Linked DNA regions of Homo sapiens: region 1 is linked to region 2. A link is a loop called in an ENCODE intact Hi-C map of the cell type or tissue named here. Cell type or tissue: PC-3. All regions are shown on one strand. Each heading gives the region's core, and the rest is flanking DNA. Links, peaks and the distances in the headings are about the cores only. Region 1 overlaps LOC105369308 (a long non-coding RNA gene). Region 2 overlaps CHAF1B (chromatin assembly factor 1 subunit B).

Region 1 (9,689 bases), core at 1,088-9,087, 240 kb after region 2:
AAAAAGTCAAAAAATAACAGATGCTGATGAGGTTGTAGAGAAAAAGGAATGCTTATACACTGCTGGTGGGAGTGTAAATTAGTTCTACTTTACACTCCCATTGTGGAAGACAGTGTGGCAATTCCTCAAAGACCTAGAGCCAGAAATACCATTTGACCCAGTAATCCCATTACTGGGTATATACCCAAAGGAATATAAATCATTTTATCACAAAGACACATGCACATGTATTTTCATTGCAGCACCATTCACAATAGCAAAGACATGGAATCAACCTAAATGTCCATCAATGATAGACTGGACAAGGAAAATATGGTACATTTATACCATGGAATACTATACAGCCATAAAAAGGAACAAGATCATGTCCTTTTCAGGGACATGGATGGAGCTGGAGGCCATTATACTTAGCAAACCGATGCAGAAACAGAAAACCAACTACTGCCTGTTCTTATTTTTAAGTGGGAGCTAAATGATGAGAACATATGGACACATAGAGGGGAACCACACACACTGGGCCTTTCTGAGGGTGGAGGGTGGGAGGAGGGAGAGGATGAAGAAAAATAACCCATAGGTATGAGGCTTAATACCTGGGTGATGGAATATTCTCTACAACAAATTCCCATGACACAAGTTTACCTATGTAACAAACCTGCGCTTTTATCCCTGAATTTAAAATAAAAGTTAAAAAATCACGCCTGTAATCCCAGCATTTGGGAGGCCAAGGCGGGTAGATCACAAGGTCAGGAGCTCAAGACCAGCCTGGCCAAGATGGTAAAACCCTGTCTCTACTAAAAAAAAAAAAAAAACAAAAGTTAGCTGGGCATGGTGGCAGGCGTCTGTAATCCCAGCTACTCAGGAGGCTGAGGCAGGAGAATCACTTGAACCCAGGAGGCAGAGGTTGCAGTGAGTCGGGATCGCACCACTGCATTCCAGCCTGGGCAACAGCACGAGACTCCGTCTTTATTTATTTATTTATTTATTATTTTATTTATTTATTTATTATATAAAATAAATTTTATTTATAAAAATATATTTTTATTTATTTTTTATATATTTATATATTTATAAATATTTTTATTTATTTATTATATAAAGATAAATAAATACAAATTTAAAAATGAAATAAGGTTAAATAATACCTGGATAGCACCAGCAGCTCAATCTTGAGGCTTGTAGCACTAATAAGCTTTTGGAAACAAGTGAGTGTGTCCAGCATTGTTTAGCAGACATTCCCTCTCCCCTGGATGCCGTGGTACTTTATTTATGCTCTTGGGCATGTATCTTACCCCTGGACCATCCTACAGGTGGGAATCCCCTGATTGCATCTGTAATTAATGTTCCATGTGTGATTTGTCCTCAGAAGCCCTGAGCTGAGGAGGCACTTAATAAATATTTATTAATTGACATTCGAGTGGACTCGTGTATTGGACACACTTAATGTACTCCTCAGGTTCTCTCAGCCTCCCCTTCCCCCAGGCCCTCATCTGTGGGTTCTGCCTCCATGGGTGATCAACTTCCTTGGGCCCATGTGATTTTACTGCCTGAAATCAACCAGCTCCACACCCAGAATCTCTAGCTCCTTCTGGTGTGTGGGGGCTCAGATGAAATCCACACCATAGGATATGGGATCTGGCTTCTCCCTGGCTGGGGAAGGAACTGGATGAGGCAATTGATAGTACAGGGGAGTTAATCTCCCAGTGTGTGGACTTGGGCCAATGGGACGCAGGAGATTGGAGGAAGCCTAGCAGACAAGAGCCTTCTCTCTTTCTCCCTCTAATTATTACTCTTCAACACAGTTACTCCACACAGCCCATCTGGGGACACTCCATGGAGCTGATGAGTATACCTGCCAGGCAATGGCCTCTGTCTACACGGCATGCTGCATTGCGTCCCATCCTGCTTGCCTCACTTCCCCTTGACCACACTCTCACTGCCCAAAGAGTGCACCTTTCAAATAAAGCCTTTGCCCTTAATCCTTGCCTCAGGCTCTGTTTTCTTGGGGACTTGGGCTAAGACAGGTCATGTGAACGTTGCACAAGCCAGATAACAGGGAGGAAAAGGCTTTCTGAATTGAGACCATGTATGAGACAAGGGCTGGGATTGTTAATAAGCCCATTCAGTGAATTTTTTTTTTCTTTTGAGACGGAGTCTCACTCTGTCGCCCAGGCTGGAGTGCAGTGGTGCAGTCTCGGCTCACTGCAACCTCTGCCTCCCGAGTTCAAGCAATTCTCTGCCTCAGCTTCCTGAGTAGCTGGTTTTACAGGTGCCCGCCACCATGCCCAGCTAATATTGTGTGTGTGTGTGTGTGTGTGTGTGTGTGTGTGTGTGTGTGTGTTTTGATGGAGTTTCGCACTGTTGCCCAGGCTGGAGTGCAATGTCGCGATCTCAGCTCACTGCAAGCTCCACCTCCTGGGTTCACGCCATTCTCCTGCCTCAGCCTCCCGAGTAGCTGGGACTACAGGCACCTACCACCACGCCTGGCTAATTTTTTGTGTTTTTAGTACAGACAGGGTTTCACTGTGTTGGCCAGGATGGTCTCGATCTCCTGACCCTGTGATCCGCCCGCCTCAGCCTCACAAAGTGCTGGGATTACAGGAGTGAGCCACTGCGCCCGGCCTAATTTTTGTATTTTTAGTAGAGATGGGGTTTCACCATCTTGGCCAGGCTGGTCTTAAACTCCTGACCTTGTGATCCACCTGCCTCGGCCTCCCAACGTGCTGGGATTACAGGTGTGAGCTACCACACCTGGCCTCAGTGAATTTTTATTGAACTGTTTGATTAACATGGTCATGCCAACTACCACCTTGGAGCCCAGGTCATCAGAAAATCAGAGGCACCAGGCTGTGGGCCCCATGCACCAGCTCACTCCCCTGGGCTCCAGCTCAGCCCAGCCTGATAGCCCAAAAAGTCTTCCTCTCAGCCGTTTTGTGTGTGGGGCTGTGTCTTCTTTAGCAGCTTGCAAATTCCAGCCATGGAAACCCAAGCAAGGGCAGAGAATCAGAGCAGATTCTCTCCTTTACCTTGTGCTATATTTTAATAAATTAATGCAGTTGTAGTTATGTAGAAAGAGATTTGCTCTCGGGTAATGAGGACAACATGGCAGCCTAACTGCTGGTGCATGAATTGGGCAGGCAGGAGGCCTTACCCTCAGGGACACCTGCTCTCTCTTAGGTCGGCCAATCCACAACAGGGCGCTCATCCAATTTCTGTCCACCTGAGAGTCCACGAGGGCACACCCAGCTGTGCTCCTTCCTGATCAGGTCCCACTTACCACCCACAAAAGGGGAGAACATGGCTCTTTTGAAGGATCCTCATTGAGGGCTCTCATGAGTAAATTATCAATGAAAGTTGATAATTAAAGCAACTACCTCATTTGTTGATAATCCAGCAACAAGTGAGGTAGTTACATTAATATTAAAAGCAGTAACACACACCTTAGATTTGTATGGCATTGTGTTGTTTTAAAAATTCTTTTCCAGGTATTGTGCAGTCTGATTACAATGGCACAAGCTACAGCTCAAGCAGCCTTGAGCTAAGAATCGTTGAATAGTAGCAGTGCCATAGGGTTCAATGTATTCGGCAGCCGACGTCCAGATTCCAGGGGAAAGGCAACGTGATTACACAGAGGCTTTGTGAAGGGAAGGACTAAAGGAAGAGATGTAGAAAGAGGGGAAAGGGCCGGGCGCGGTGGCTCACGCCTGTAATCCCAGCACTTTGGGAGGCCAAGGCAAGTGGATCACGAGGTCAGGAGTTTCAGACCAGCCTGATGAAGGTGGTGAAACCCCGTCTCTACTAAAAATACAAAAATTAGCCGGGGGCAGTGGCAGGCACCTGTAATCCCAGATACTTGGGCGGCTGAGGCAGGAGAATCTCTTGAACCCAGGAGGCGGAGGTTGCAGTGAGCTGAGATCACGCCACTGCACTCTATCTAGCCTGGGCAACAGAGCAAGACTCTGTCAAAAAAAAAGAAAAGGAAGAAAGGAAGAAAGGAAGAAAAAAGAAAGAAAGAAAGAAAGAAAGAAAGAAAGAAAGAAAGAAAGAAAGAAAGAAAGAAAGAAGGGAGGGAGGGAGGGAGGGAGGGAAGGAAGGAAGGAAGGAAGGAAGGAAGGAAGGAGAAAGAATAAGAAATGGGCACTTTGGGAGGCCAAGGTGGGCGGATCATGAGGTCAGGAGATCGAGACCATCCTAGCTAACACGGTGAAACCCCGCCTCTACTAAAAATACAAAAAAATTAGCTGGGTGTGGTGGTGGGCGCCTGTAGTCCCAGCTACTTGGGAGGCTGAGGTGGGAGAATGGCATAAACCCGGGAGGCGGAGCTTGCAGTGAACAGAGATCATGCCGTCAAAAAAAAAAAAAAAAAAAAAAGAAGAAGAAGAAAAAGAAAAGAAATCGGCATGAAATCAAAGTGGCCAACAAGGACCACTTTTCCTATGGAGAAGAGTTCAGTGTGGTTTTGAGGTTTGGAATTTGATCTGTATTCTTTCAACCAACAATGAACAGATTTAAAAGTAGGTATTTGACAAGTATTTGCTCACTGATGAACAAACACAGAGGTCAACAAAAGAGGGTTACCAGCACCCCAGAGTGAAAGAATGGAGAGTGGGAATGCGGCTTGTTTGTCTAAGCAGTGGTGGAGCTGAAGCCACTTTGATTTCCAGTATGGAATAATTCGTCAGGTGACCTGGGATGAGAATGTTAACCCTCTTTTTGTTGCTATGAAAAAGGCGGATAATATCTATTCCATACAGGGCAGCACTAAAGGAGGGTAAACATGATTGATCACTGTGACTTTGAGGAAGGAAGACAGTATAATAAATACTAATTATAATAACCATTCCTGGCTTCTAAGAAAAATGCCTTTTAAAAAAGGAAGGAAGGAAAGAACAATCCCTCCAACAGGGGGCCTCCTGGGACAGGCTTGGTGTGTCATGGCCTCGTGCCGGTCCGAATAAATCCAAAGGGGAAAGGATTCGGTGACAGTTCACAACAGCAGGAGCAGGCAGAAGACCTTCGCTTTTTTCAACGTTTTACATAAATTAATTTCATGTTTCAATTGCCACATTATCACAACTTTAGATTAATATACATGGGGCCAAGACTTGCAGATAATTGTATATTTCTGCACTTCACGTAAATGCTAGCTATAAACATTTAAAATGTAAAATGTAAAATGAGCGGTGGCTCATGCCTGTAATCCCAGCACTCTGGAAGGCCAAGGCAGGCTGAGGCAGGCGGATCACTTGAGGTCAGGAGTTCGAAACCAGCCTGGCCAACATGGTGAAACCTCATCTCTACTAAAAAAAATACAAAAATTTGCTGGGCAGGGTGGCGTGCGCCTATAATCCCAGCTACTCAGGAGGCTGAGGCAGGAGAATTGCTTGAATCCTGGAGGCGGAGGTTGCAGTGAGCTGAGATCGTGCCACTGCACTCCAGCCTGGGTGACAGAGCAAGACTCTATCTCAAAAAAAAAAAAAAAAAAAAAAAAAAAAAAAATATATATATATATATATATATATATATATATATACACATACATATATATATACACACACACATACATATATATATATATGGTTGGCCTACATATATATATACACATACATATATATATATATATACACACATATACATATATATATATATATATATATATATATATATATATATATATATATATATGGTTGGCCAGGCACTGTGGGTCATACCTGTAATCCCAGCACTTTCAGAGGCTGAGGCAGGAAGATTGCTTAAGCTCAGGAGTTTGACACCAACCTGGGCAATATAGTGAGACCCATCTCTATAAAAATTACAAAAAAAATTAGCCAGGCGTGGTGGTTCATGCCTGAAGTCTTAGCTGCTCCGGAGGCTGAGGCAGGAGGATTGCTGGAGTCCAGGACGTCGAGGCTGCAGTGAGTCATGATTGTGCCAGTGCACTCCAGCCTGGGAGACAGAGCAAGACCCTGTCTCAAAAAAAAAAAAAAGTAAAGTCCATAAACTAGCTTCATATAAAAACTCCGGTATATACAACGACAGATATTTCATCATCTCTGGCCCCTAGCAAATAGTTGCATCCTTGAGTGAATCATTTCAGCTCTCTGTGACTTTGTAATTCCAATCTTATATCCTGTACACTGCCTAGTGCCTTCTGGAAATAAATGGGAACATGCCTGAACTTTCCAGATAAATTTACCAGCCCTTTAGCCCTTCCCCTCTCGGCTCTCTGTTTCTTCCCTGTTTCTCGAGAACACGCACATGGTTTACAGCGTGCTTTACAGCGTTTCAAGCCCAAACAGAACACGCTCCACAGGGAAGGGGCTGATTGGTTTAGTTTTCAGGCAGCCCCGCGAGGGGTGGTAATTGACACTTGAACAATGACATGTTGCATTCCTTCATATCGCAGCAGTAATTGAACACACATGAACCCCCTGCACTGGTGACCCTGGAGTGTGCCACACACCTGGAAATAGTGAGGTTCAATTAATATGTCACCGCCACTAAGCAGCTACCAGTGAGAACCACCAGTCAGCTGCCACAGCCCAGCGGTCACAGAACAAAGCAGAGAGCAATGCGGGGTGAACCCCGGGAGCTGCTGCTCCCCTGCAGAGCTTCCCCGGACTGGCCCCTAAAATCTGGTTTTCCCAAAAAAACTTACTCACTTTTAATGACTCCAATTAATTTTATCTAACAGCTTTGTTCACCTCTCCCTCAAAGAGTTATTTTTGCATTAAAATAGCAAAATGCTCAACTAGAAGGGGACGGCAATGACCCAGCTAAATTTTTGTGATGACACTTTTAATATAAAAAACAGATCAGAAATGGAATATGATATGAATATGAATATGAAAGGCGGGATTCAAGCCAAGGAAATAAAGAAAGAATGATGGATTCCACCTCTTTCATTCAGTCCCTTGAGTATTTGTGGTGTGCTGACAGTAGCCCGGGGTTACTGCAGAGATTATTGCAAGCCTGGCAGCTGCTCTTCCAGAGCTCACAGACTCGGGGTGATAGCACAATGATGTGGGACAAATCCCCCGAGGCAGAGAATGGGGCACCCAGGGCAGCCTCATCAGTGCCCTCCCCTCATCTGGAAATCTCAGGAGACTTCCTGGAGGAAGCTGCATCTAAGCTGGAGAAGCAGCAGGAGTGAGGAGGGGAAGAGAAGGGAGAGGGGAGAGGGGTCCAGGCAGAGGCCAGCACTGCCAAGGCTGTGAGGCCAGAGAGAAAGTGGCAACATGAGGAGGGGGTGCAGAAGGAAAAGGGGAGTTTGGAAGCCAAGGTCAGAAGTGGGCACTTCCATTTCAGAGCCTAGTTACACTTTTTCCAGAACCAATAGCTATTCTCCTCCTTAAACACACACACACACACACACACACACACACACACACACACACAGAGAGAGAAAGAGCGAGAGAGAATATTAGCATTCAAACAAGAGTAAAGCTACAATTTTGGCATATTCTTGGAAGAGAGGAAAATGGACATTTCATTTTATATTTAATAAATTCCATTTAATTAATTAACAAAACCTGGCAGCACTCCCCGAATGAATGAAAATCTGCCAAATCTGAAGGCCAACAACGCTGTTGCACAAAGTCTGACAACTTGCTGTCCCTGGCCACACCCCAGCCCAGATCTCCCTGCCAGCCTTGTCATTTTGTCGTGCGTTTGCTGGCAGTGGCACGCAGCGGGTTACTTCGGGTCTCTGGGCTCAGGCTTCCCCTGTAAGGTGAGGAGCTGTGACTTAGGTATACTGCACTTTAGCACTGGGATTGGCCTCCAGAGAGAACAGGGGCAATCCGGGACACCCCGCTGGTCCCTCTGTGACCCACTCTTGGCCCTTAAGCTCCCTAAGGAGGGAGGTCTCCTGTCTATACAGGACCAATCTAGGCTACTCTAGACATCAAGATACTGTAGGGTGCTTCCAGTTAGGCAGGTGTTTCTCTCTCTCTCTCTCTCTCTCTTTTTTTTTTTTTTTCAGACAGAGTCCCTCTGTCACCCAGGCTGGAGTGCAGTGGCGCAGTCTCGGCTCACTGCAACCTCTGCCTCCTGGGTTCAAGCGATTCTCCTGCCTCAGCCTCTCGAGTAGCTGGGATCACAGGCATGCACCACCACGCCCAGCTAATTTTTGTATTTTTGGTACAGATGGAGATTCACAGTGTTGGCCATGCTGGTCTCGAACTCCTGACTTCGTGATCTGCCCGTCTTGGCCTCCCAAAGTGCTGGGATTACAGGCATGAGCCATCATGCCCGGCCAACATGTGTTTATCTCTACACTCTCCTCAAATCTCACTAAAATGACAGTAAAGGCAAAAAAAGGAACACACTTGCAGAGACAACAAGGTCAGGAGAAGAAACCGTGGAATATGAGAAAGCTTAGCAATATTTTGAAGGGAGAACAATGCATGGGCTAATGGTCTCTGGCTTAGCGGGCTGGAGAGAGATGAGCCCTGCCAGCTGGAGTGAGGTGGAGGGGGTGAGCCCTCAAGAAACAAGATGATTTCTGATCCAGAATCACAGAAACACTCAGAAATCAGGGGCTCCATATATATATATATATATATATATTTTTTTTTTTTTTGACATAGGGTCTCACATTGTCACCCAGGCTGGAGTTCTGTGGCATGATCTCGGCTCACTGCAGCCTTGACCATCCAGGTTCAAGTGACCCTCCTGCCTCAGCCCTCCAAGTAGCTGGGTCTACAAAGGCACACCACCACACTCAGCTAATTTTTTTTTTTTTTTGTATTTTTAGTAGAGACAGGGTTTCACCATGTTACTCAGGCTAGTCTCAAACTCTTGAGCTCAAGCGATCCGCCCGCCTCAGCCTCCCAAAGTGCTAGGATTTCTGGCATGAGCCACGGCACCCGGCCAGCCCCAGGTATTTCTGAATGTGAGAGTACACCAGCAAGCTGCGGAGGAGGGTTGGTTGGAAGACTGTGCAGGGGAAGGCAGACCCTCAGGCCCCTCCTGGGTGCACCAGTGTTGCTGGTGCTGCTCACCTGATCTCTGAATGTCTGCTGCTTGCCCTCCCCTTCAGAATACTGGATATTTCCTCTCTGACCAGGTGAACCAGAGAGGCTCAGGGCACTGGATCCAGCTGAGGGCAGCAGAATGAAAAGCATGCTCACTGAACAGGGAGATAAACCCACCCCATCCAATGGTGTTGAAAAGTATGGTGTAGTCTTGGAGGGACCAGTGTTCCCAAACTTGCAGGATATCGCCGGAACCCAAACTGAAATTATGGTTTAATGCCTCTCAAAACTGGTGAGCCCACTGTTCTTCTCACATGTATCTCCATATGTGGACGTGCACCAGAGCCTTTTTCTACCCTCTGAAGGAGAGAAGCGTTCTGTTTAGGGGCTCGTAGAAGAGAGGAACATGAGAAGGCTGAGAAGAGTGGAGGACCCAACAGAGAACTACCATCTCCAGTCTCCCAGGCTGGGTTGAGCCTCAGCAGAAAAGCGTGTTGACCTCAGCACGGGCAGTGGAAAACCAGACATCCAATGTGTTTGCAAGAAATATTCATTTAGATTCACAGAGCTCTTGGTCTAAGCCTAGGATCTTGGTAGGAGAGGGAGGCGGGGGTCTTTGGCCTCTGGGATTCATTGTATCAACCACCAGCAATCTTTGGAATGGGCCAGCTGCTCCCTAGGCCAGAGCTGTTAGGGCTGGAGGCGGGGAGGCCA
Region 2 (9,689 bases), core at 685-8,684:
ACTGAAAGCATTTTTTTTTTTTTCCGAGACAGAGTCTCGCTCTGTCACCCAGGCTGGAGTGCAGTGGCGCAATCTCCACTCACTGCAACCTCACCTCCTAGGTTCAAGGGATTCTCCTGCCTCAGCCTCTCCAGTAGCTGGGATTACAGGCACCCGCCACCACGCCCGGCTAATTTTTGTATTTTTAGTAGAGATGGTGTTTCACCATGTTGGTCAGGCTGGTCTCCAACGCCTGACCTCGTGATCTGCCCACCTCAGCCTCCCAAAGTGCTGGGATTACAGGCGTGAGCCACCGCGCCCAGCCGAAAGCATTTTCTTGATTATCTCTGCCCCGTCACTGATTGACATCCTCCTTTGCTGGGGCCGCGGACTGAAGGACAGTATGCAGGAGGTGCCATCAGCTCTTCTGAAAAGAGACAGCTTTCAGTGTCATGTGGCTGGCGTGAGGTGCGGTTTGCAGTTGTTGATCCTGTGCAGACAGATGAATGACCATGGGTCCCCTGTCCTTATTGAGCAGCCTGCTTCCTGGCCATACCTGGGGAGGAACAGTATTAGGTTTTTCTGGGTGTGGTGGCTCACACCTGTAATCCCAGCACTTTGGGAGGCCAAGGTGGGTGGATCACTTGAGGTTGGGAGTTTGAGACCAGCCTGGCCAACATGGTGGAACCCCATCTCTACTAAAAATACAAAAACTAGCCAGGCGCGGTGGCACACACTTGTAATCCCAGCTACTCGGGAGGCTGAGGCACAAGAATCGCTTGAACCCGGGAGGCGGAGTTTGTAGTGAGCTGAGATGGTGCCACTGTACTCCAGCCTGGGCGACAGAGCGAGACTCTGTCTCAAAAAAAAAAAAAAAGAGAAAAAGAAGAACAGTATTAGGTTTTACAAATCTGTTTCTTGTGCATTGATTGTGGGAGTTGGGGTGGGGGACCCCTGATGGCCTGCCTGTTCTCAGCCATCATCCTTAAATATAAATCAAAATTGGCAATAAAAGACCAAGTGAAGTCACTTCAGTGTCATAGTCTAAAACTGCCTGCAACCATCTGGGCAGTGTATTGGGAAAGCTTTTGCAAAGGGAGCCCAGCCTGAAGGTTGGGCAGGCTTCCACCTTACAGTGGCTGCTGGGTTGAAGATCCTTCTCATGGTTCTGGATCTGTACTTGGAGGGGTCGTTGTTTCTGTTTTGAGCAGTATTTCCAGATGTCTCTAGCAACTCTACTGTTGAATATTAGTTCCTGCTGCTGGGGGTGCCTAGAAGAAAATCAGTCTCAGGCTTGGGGAGACTGCTTGGGAGAACTTGACCTGACTTCCCTGGAATCTGGGATTGTGAGGATAGGTCGGCGTTTGAAGGAAGAAAGTTGGAGGCTCAGCGTGGGCAGCAGAGGGTGAAGCCTTCATTTTATGCAGTGGCCCGTACGGTGGACAGGGGTATGCGGTGCCTCCTCGGGTTATCGTGGATAACGGGCCCAGCCATCCTCAGCAAGTGCCCACAGGGCCAGGGCCCTCTAGCAGAGAGGGGCAGGAGGATGTGCCACGGGGCAGGGGAGAAAGTCTCCTGGGGTCCTCGTTTACTCCAGTTTCCTCCCTTATATCCACTTCCGTCGTCTTTGCTGAAAGCACATCTGTGTAACGATGCCCTTGGCCCTCCTTACCTAAATAGTTGTCAGCGTTCACTTAAACAACATAGGTTCCAAGTCCTTGGCTCTGGAAACATCAAATGGGGAGAGGGAGGAGGTGGAGGATGAGCTGCTCCAGCCCCTTCTTCCCTGGTCTGGGGTCTCCCAGGACTTCTGCAGCCTCCCTGGTTATTAAGCTACAGTTCAACCTTGGGTGTGTGTGTAGGACAGACAGACTTGGACAAATTACTTCATGGGTCTGTGCCTGTTTCTTCATCAGAAAAAGTCTCTACAGCTAGAAAACCTTGGACTTTGTTTGCTTTGGTAGGGGAGAGGGGTAAGAGAAAATGTAGGGGGGGGTCACCCACAGAGAAACGAGAGACTGAGTTAATGCAGCTGGAAGCTGAGCCAGATTGTACTTCCCTTGCCTGGCATATTGAAGTAACACACTTGTTTTCATGCACAAATTCTCAGTGGCCACTGGGGGTCACTGTCCCCACTGAATCCACTCAGCAGTCCTGCTTCCTTAGGCCTGAAGGTCCCATGTCTCCGCCCCACCTCCTCTAAGTGATCCGCGCCCCTGTCCGGTCTTGGGAACAGAGTGGCCTTAGATACCGGCTTCCGCCCCGATGGCCAGACCCAGAGTGGAACACTGTTGAGCAGACAGGGGTGGGAGAGGATGATGAAAGCAGTATGTGCATGGCCATGCCTTTGTTCATTCATTCATTCATTCATTCATTCATTCATTCAAGAAATGTCTATCAAATATCCTCTGGGTACCAGAGGACACCTCAGGAACAAACCAGACAAAAGCCACCACCCTCTTGGGGCCTACATCCTGGCTTGGGGAGACCAACATAAGTAAATACAGGGAAAACAGAGTGGTGAGGCGCCCTGGGAGAGCTGGGTTGGAGACTGGGTTGTAGCCTGGAGTGAGAAGGGCCGAGCCGAGAAGGTCGAGAGGCAACGCAAGAGAGAACGGAAAGTGATCGGATGGGGCGTTCTAGATTTTTCTAGGAGCAGGATATCCTTGTCATCTAGGGTACCCGGTGTGTTCTCTGGGCAGGCTGGGTGTTTTGGGGTCCCCCACTGCTTCCCCACTTGGCATGAATCCCCATTTTGTCTGGAGTTGCCCTGTTCGTCACCCGGCCTCCCTGTCACCCTCCCCTTGGGAGTCGACCCCACGCCTGCCTGTGCGCAGCCTCTGGGGATGCAGTTGGGTGGTCCTCCGTCTCTGGCCTGGCCCTTTTGTCCCAGATCGAAGGCAGAACCACGTGTCATCTAGCTGTTACCTTCCATGTCCTGCTTTTAGCAAATTCTGTGGTGGTTTTAAGCACTCAGTTGTGAGAGGTGGTGGTTGTGGAGGGCACTTTCTTCTGCTGGCCCCTGTACCTTATGTCCTGCCTTAGCGTAGACAAGGTCAGCATGGAGGGGAAAATATTTCCACTGATGTGGGTCCCCTGCAGAGAGGGCTGTTTTTCCCTCAAGTTTCAGTTCTGAGTGATGGCGTGAAGCAACAGGTGTTGCCCCTTTCAAAGAGTCTGTAACAAATTTGTAGCAATGATTATACAGAGGGGGTAATAGACTGGCCCTTTTTTCTTCTTTTGAGATAGGGGTTCATTGTTGCCCAGGCTGGAGTGCAGTGGTACCATCTTGGCTTACTGCAGCCTCCAGGGTCAAACAATCCTCCTGCCTCAGTCTCCCGAGTATCTGGGACTATAGGCATGCACCACCATGCTCATTTTTAAATTTTTTCTTTTGTAGATCTCATTCCTGGGGTCTCACTATGTTACCCAGGCTGGTTTTGAACTCCTGGCTTCAAGCGATCCTCCCACCTTAGCCTCCCAAGTGCTGGTATTTTTTTTTTTTTTTTTTTTTTTTTGAGATGGAGTCCCGCTCTGTTGCCCAGGCTGGAGTGCAGTGGCGTGATCTCGGCTCACTGCAACCTCCGCCCTCCGAGTTCAGGTGGTTCTCCTGCCTCAGCCTCCCAAGTACCTGGCGCCTGCCACCGTGCCTGGCTAATTTTTGTATTTTTAGTAGAGACGGGGTTTCACCATGTTGGTCAGGCTGGTCTCGAACTCCTTACCTTGTGATCCACCCGCCTTGGCCTCCCAAAGTGCTGGGATTACAGGCGTGAACCACCGTACCCGGCCAGCCTCTGTTTTCTTAATACCCAGAACAACCTGATGTCTCCTTCCGTCATCAAATATTATCTATAAAAGCCATTTCAAGTGTCATCACAGATTCTTTCTTTGAAATCACTCTGGTCTCTGTTCCTGGTCAGAGCCCTTGGTGAGTCTGTATAGTCTGGGATGAAGTGAGGGCTGGTGTCAGCCCCTCCTGCTCCAGGTCTTCTCTTCCCTCGAGTTCCTCCTTGTCTCCTCCGGCCCTCTGAGTCTGTGGAGCTGGCTGTGCTCAAAAGCAAAACAAAAGAACATCACCTCAAGCCTGGGCTTTGTCCAGATCCGGAGTCAGCCTCTGCAAGTGAGCCGGACACATGCAATTTCCAAAGCTCAGGAGACTCCAGGCCCTCAGCGTAGGGAACCCCCGATGGGGGAGATTGGGAAGTCTGGAAAATTTGAAGGGGAATGGAATACTTGGAGCTCAGCCATTTCATGACAAGCATCCATATTCCACGACCCAAGAGGCTGAGTGTTGGGGAAAAGTCACCCCCCATGCCGGTGTCATTCTGCTTTCACGTGACAGTTACAGGAAGGAGTAAATGCCCTGTGACTGCCGCCACCCCCAAAGCAAGGAACTCGGGTTCCTAACAGGCCGGGCACTTGCGGAAGCCACTAGGGGGCGGTATTGCTAATCCTTCTCTCCTACTTGCCCCAAAGAGTCCTGTCCCTGTCTCCTTCCCGGGCCCAGGTCTCTTGTCCCTGCTCTCTGTGGGGCTCTGCTGTTGGAAACTGCTGTGAATTCCCTGGCGGCCCCTTATCAGATAGGCAGCTGTTCCCGTGACTGTCCCATCCAGAGTCCGACCATGCCTCCAGGACTGACATGTCTGCTGGTTGTCGTTGACACCAGAGGCATTTGAGTTGTTTGTCCTTTTGATTTCCACAGAATCCTCGATATTCAAGGCCGCCTTAGACGTGGCCTGTCTCCTAATCCTTGATGTCACTGGGCCACTGCCCCGCCACATTGCCTGGCTGGCCAGGTGGCCTGCCCACCCCCTAGCAGCAGCTCTCTCCCCACGGCCCCTGCACCAGAGGTGCGTTTTGATCGCCTCCTTTCCACCCTGTTGGTGAGGGAGGGATTCCCACACTGGGGTTTCGGGATGGTCAAACACAGCATCCAACACGGGACACCTGAGGTGCACAGCTGTTTGCTAGTCGCATCACTCACAGCTTGGGAGGGGGAGTACTCCGTCCAGGCAGGGCCACACGGGGCAGCACTCGAGGGCAGAGTGAACCGCAGGGGTGGTGGGCAGCCGGCTTTGCAGTAACAAGAGGACGGGGTCCCCCTGGTTCCCACAGGAGGATGTGATGGGCTCATGTGACTAATTCCTGGGGTGGTTGGGAAGTGAAGCCTGCTGCTCAGGGATAAACAGGAGATGCGCCTGGGGCCATGATAAGGCCCGGCTGGAGAGTGGGGAGGGGAGCTTGCAGTTAAGCCATTCAAGGCCCTTCCAGTTTTAGAGGCCAGGCAGCACCTAATATTAGCGTTAGACCTTAAACCAGGCGGGTGGGTGGAAGGCTGGCAAGGGAGTTGTCCTTGTTGGTGGCAGGGGACCTTAGGCCAGCGAGCCAAGTGACTGTCAGCTTCTCCCCCAAGTTGGGGCTGCCGGAGTGTGTGGGATGGTGAGAAAGGGGGTGTGGGAGGTGAGAGTGGAAAACCATGGACTTTGGAGCTAGAAGAGGGGCTTAGTTCTGTCTTAAGCAATAAATTGCCGTGGGTCTTTGCACATTTCACTTCACCGACCTTGGCCTCCATTTTCCTCTCTGTAAAATGGGGATGCAGCATATGCCTGACGGTGTTTGAAAGGATTACCTGAGACAGGTAGCTTCCTCTTTTTTTTTTTTTGAGACGGAGTCTTGCTCTGTTGCCCAGGCTGGAGTGCGGTGGCTCGATCTCAGCTCACTGTAACCTCCACCTGCTGGGTTCAAGCAATTCTCCTGCCTCAGCCTCCCGAGTAGCTGGGATTACAGACGCATGCCACCATGCCTGGCTAATTTTTGTGTTTTTAGTAGAGACAGCCTTTCACCACATTGGCCAGGCTGGTCTCCAACTCCTGACCTCGTGATCTGCCCACCTCGGCCTCCCAAAGTGCCAGGATTACAGGCGTGAGCCACCGCACCCGGCCTAGCTTCCTCTTAAGTTGAGAGTTCTGTTTTCTCACAAGAGAAATGTAGATTTCTGGAGAGATACTTAACCACTATCAGTCACGGTTCTACAGGATGTGTGTAGAGAGATTTACTCTAAGGAACAGGCCCATGCGATTGTTGGGGCTGACAAATCCAAATCAACAGCGTGGACTGGCAGCCTGGAGACCCCTGAGAGCCAGCAGTGCAGAGGAAGGCCAAGGCCATCTGCTGGAGAGTCCCCTCTTGCTCAGGGAAGGTCAACTTTTGTTCTAGTCAGTGCTTCAACAGATTGAGTGAGGCCCACCCACATTATAAAGGGCAATCTGCTTCCTCAGAGTTCATGAATCTAAGTGTTAATTTCTCCAAAACACTCTCCAAGTTGACACACAAAATCAACCTGCACCCAGGCCAGCACTAGGAATTGGGAATTGAGAACGTGTGTGGCCTGGTGGGCTGACCAACAGTCTAGACTCCAAACAGCCGTGGGTCTGGATCCTTAATCCGTGGCTAACCTGGCCTCCCAGACATTTAGTACAATACCCTCTCTCCCTCCAAATTTTCTCATCTACAAAATGAGAATACTCTGAGGATATCAATCAAATATCATACTCTGATAACCTCTCATAACAATTCAGGAACTATTCAAACAGGGTTAAGCTGGTTCCTTCCCTGTGAGCAGGAACAACCCAAAGAATTTGTGAGTTAATACGTAGCTGAATCCAGCACAACACAGGTTCTCAGCCATCACATGGTTTAAAGGCTACAGACTCCCAGCCAGTGTGCCCGGGCTTGGATCCTGGCTCTGCCAATTGCTGTGTGACCAAGGGTGTGTTGCTTAACCTCGCTGAGCCTTGCTTTTTTCATCTGTAAAATGACACGACAGAGAGCCCTGGGCTCGAGGCCTTGCAGTGCAGATTAAATGAGAGACCCTGTGTGGAGTGCCTGGTGTTGGTGTCCCTTGTGGTGAGCCTCAGAACCCGTCAGCCAGGGCTACTCCTTTCCAGACCCCGTCACTGTCGCCACTGACCCCCTCATGGGCACACATGCTACAGGGGTTTCAGTCCAAACCAATGCTTTTGGGCCCCAGCTCATATTGCTCTTCCTAGTAGACCTTGCCCTGTCAAAAGCTATCAAATTAACATCTCAAAAGCCCTCCATGGACGCAGTGACGAGAGCCTGTGGTCCCAGCTACTCAGGAGGCTGAGCCCAGGAGTTCAAGGCTGCAGTGAGCTATGGTCATGCCACTGCGCTCAAACTTGGGCAACATAGTGAGACTCCATTTCTTTAAAAAAAAAAAAAAGCCCTTTGCTCTTGGGTTTCTTGCTATTGAGAAGCAGATGTTGGGAAGAAAGTCCCCTTTGGGGGACGGTGGGATTCGTACTGTTCACCAACAAAGGAGCAGCTGCCTATGGTGGGCTGGTGGCCCTGGACCACCCTGAGGGATGAGTGAGATGCACATTCTCAAGCTGCAGTCATTACACCATCCCCCGACCCACCACGGCTGGCTTTGACACCCACCAGAGAAGCCCAGGCCAGAGCAGCCTCCAGGGGAGCTGACTCAGGCAGGGTGGGAGCCGTGAACCAGAGGCAGCTGCAGAAACGTCCAGTGATGTAAGGCGGACGAGGCTGCTATGTGTGGCACGGCTTCTACAGCTGACAATGCTGAGTGAGGCTCTCATGCACACAGTTGCAAAAAGGCCTTTAAAACAGCCACTATGTAGAAACAAGCATTTAAAAAACACAGCAAGCCTGGCTCATGCCTATAATCTCAGCACTTTGGGAGGCCAAGGCAGGTGGGTGGATCATTTGAGGTCAGGAGTTCAAGACCATCCTGGGCAACATGGTGAAACCCCATTTGTACTAAAAATACAAAAAAGTTAGCCAGGTGTGATGGCACCCGCCTGTAATCCCAGCTACTTGGGAGGCTGAGGCAGGAGAATCACTTGAACCCAGGAGGCAGAGGTTGCAGTGAGCCGAGATCGTGCCACTACAATCCAGCCTGGGCAACAGAGTAAGACTCTGTCTTAAAAACAAACAAACAAAAAACAGAGCAAGATTCTATCCACCAAGCCAGTGTGAAATGGAATACTGGAGCTCATGTGTATTAGTTTCTAGGGCTGCCATAATACTTCGTCAAGAGTGGCTTGAAACAACAGAAATGTATTCTGTCAGTTCTGGAGGCCAGAAGTCCTAAGTCAAGGGGTCGGCAGGGCCCCACACCTTCCAAAGGCTGCAGGGGAGAATCCTTCCTTGCCTCCTCCAGCTCCTGCCGGCTTCTGGTCTTCCCTGGCTTGCAGCCACGTCACTCCAACCTCTGCCTCCATCTTCACGTGGCCTTCTCCTGTCTTCCCATCTTTTTCTTTCCCTTCTCTTCTAAGTACACTTGCCATTGGCTTTAGAGTCCACCCTAATTCAGGATGATATCTCAAGATTCTTTTTTCTTTATTTTTTTTGAGATGGAGCCTTGCTCTGTCACCCAGCCTGGAGTGCAGTGGCATGATCTTGGCTCACTGCAACCTCCGCCTCCTGGGTTCAAGTGATTCTTCTGCCTCAGCCTCCCGAGTAGCTGGGATTACAGGTGTTCACCACCACACCTGGCTAATTTTTTATATTTTTGGTAGAGATGGGGTTACACCATGTTGACCAGGCTGGTCTTGAACTCCTGACCTCAGGTGATCCACCTGCTTTGCCCTCTCAAATTGCTGGGATTACAGTTGTGAGCCTCTGTGCCCGGCCTCAAGATAATTCCCACGTGTCATGGGAGGGACCTGGTGGGAGGTAATTGAATCATGGTGGCAGGTTGTTCCTGTGCTGTTGTCATGATAGTGAATAAGTCTCATGAGATCTGATGGTTTTATAAAGGGCAGTTCCCCTGCACATGCTGTCTTACCTACTGCCATGTAAGACGTGACTTTGCTTCTCCTTTGCCTTCTGCCATGATTGTGAGGCCTCCCCACCCATGTGGAACTGTGAGTTAATTAAACCTCTTTTTCTTTATAAATTACTCAGTCTTAGGTATTTCTTCATAGCAGTATGAAAATGGACGAATACACGAATTATATTTGCAAAGATGTGATTTCCAAATTAGGTCACATTCTTAGGTTTCGGGTGGACACAAAATTTGGAGGGACAGGATTCAACCCTCTACACTATACCATGAGATAGGCCTGTGAAGAGGGCTGGCTGGAAGATGGACAGCAGTTTCACAACATATAGTGGCTAATCCCAAGCCAGGAAGAAACCACTGTAATTGCAGAAATGCAGCATGTCCTTGGAACTGTCCTCATCTGGCTAGGCATGGCCCCTCTGAAGGTTCCTTTGCCTTGGCTGGTGGTGGCTGGAGGAGAGGAGGCGATGGCGTGTGGGCAGCCAGAGGGGCTGCTGAAGTTAGCCGCACGGCACCAGCATTAGCTCCCAGATCCTCACACAGTTCTTGGAGGTATGAGGAAACCGAGGCACAGGGAGCATAAGAAACTTGCTCATAGTCTTAAACTTGCAGGTAGTAACTGACTGGGAGCTAGCTGGCTCCAAAGCCTGTGGTCCCACCCACTCTGATACCTGGCTGGAATCCCATCTTTACCTGGGGAACGTGGGAACATAGCGAGCCAGAACCTGGGTTTCCCAGGGCATAGGAGAAGCTCCAGGAGCTCAAGTGAAGCTGGACCAAACTCACTCCATCCCTCCTCGAGGATGGATTTTTCTTTCACTAGTAAAAGGGTGAAAAGATGCACTTTGGGAGGGTGAAGTGGGAGGATCACTTGGTCCCA

The links. Hi-C counts contacts between places; a loop is a spot of excess contacts. Peaks named below come from ENCODE experiments on the same cell type or tissue, not always from the same donor. Only the 100,000 strongest peaks of a DNase experiment are listed, where the experiment ranks them.
Region 1: it touches region 2 in a loop (3-fold over the local background); 2 of 110 quality-filtered maps call a loop at or near these places.

The regions. Positions count from the first base shown.
Region 1 is chr21:36,657,158-36,666,846 of GRCh38, forward strand. All of the region lies in intron 1 of LOC105369308 (a long non-coding RNA gene), which reads right to left. Among named protein-coding and RNA genes, the nearest start is that of SIM2, 37 kb to the right of the region's middle. RefSeq lists enhancers at 1,964-2,465, 2,466-2,965. In PC-3, for the core only: a CTCF peak has its summit at 4,892; a DNase peak (open chromatin) is centred at 4,924; H3K27ac peaks cover 726 bases.
Region 2 is chr21:36,418,008-36,427,696 of GRCh38, forward strand. CHAF1B (chromatin assembly factor 1 subunit B) reads left to right here. Exons shown (of 14, transcript NM_005441.3): 14 at 1-1,008. Among named protein-coding and RNA genes, the nearest start is that of CLDN14-AS1, 7.5 kb to the right of the region's middle. In PC-3, for the core only: CTCF peaks have their summits at 2,106 (motif pointing right), 4,397 (motif pointing right) and 4,597; DNase peaks (open chromatin) are centred at 2,124 and 4,434; H3K27ac peaks cover 1,390 bases.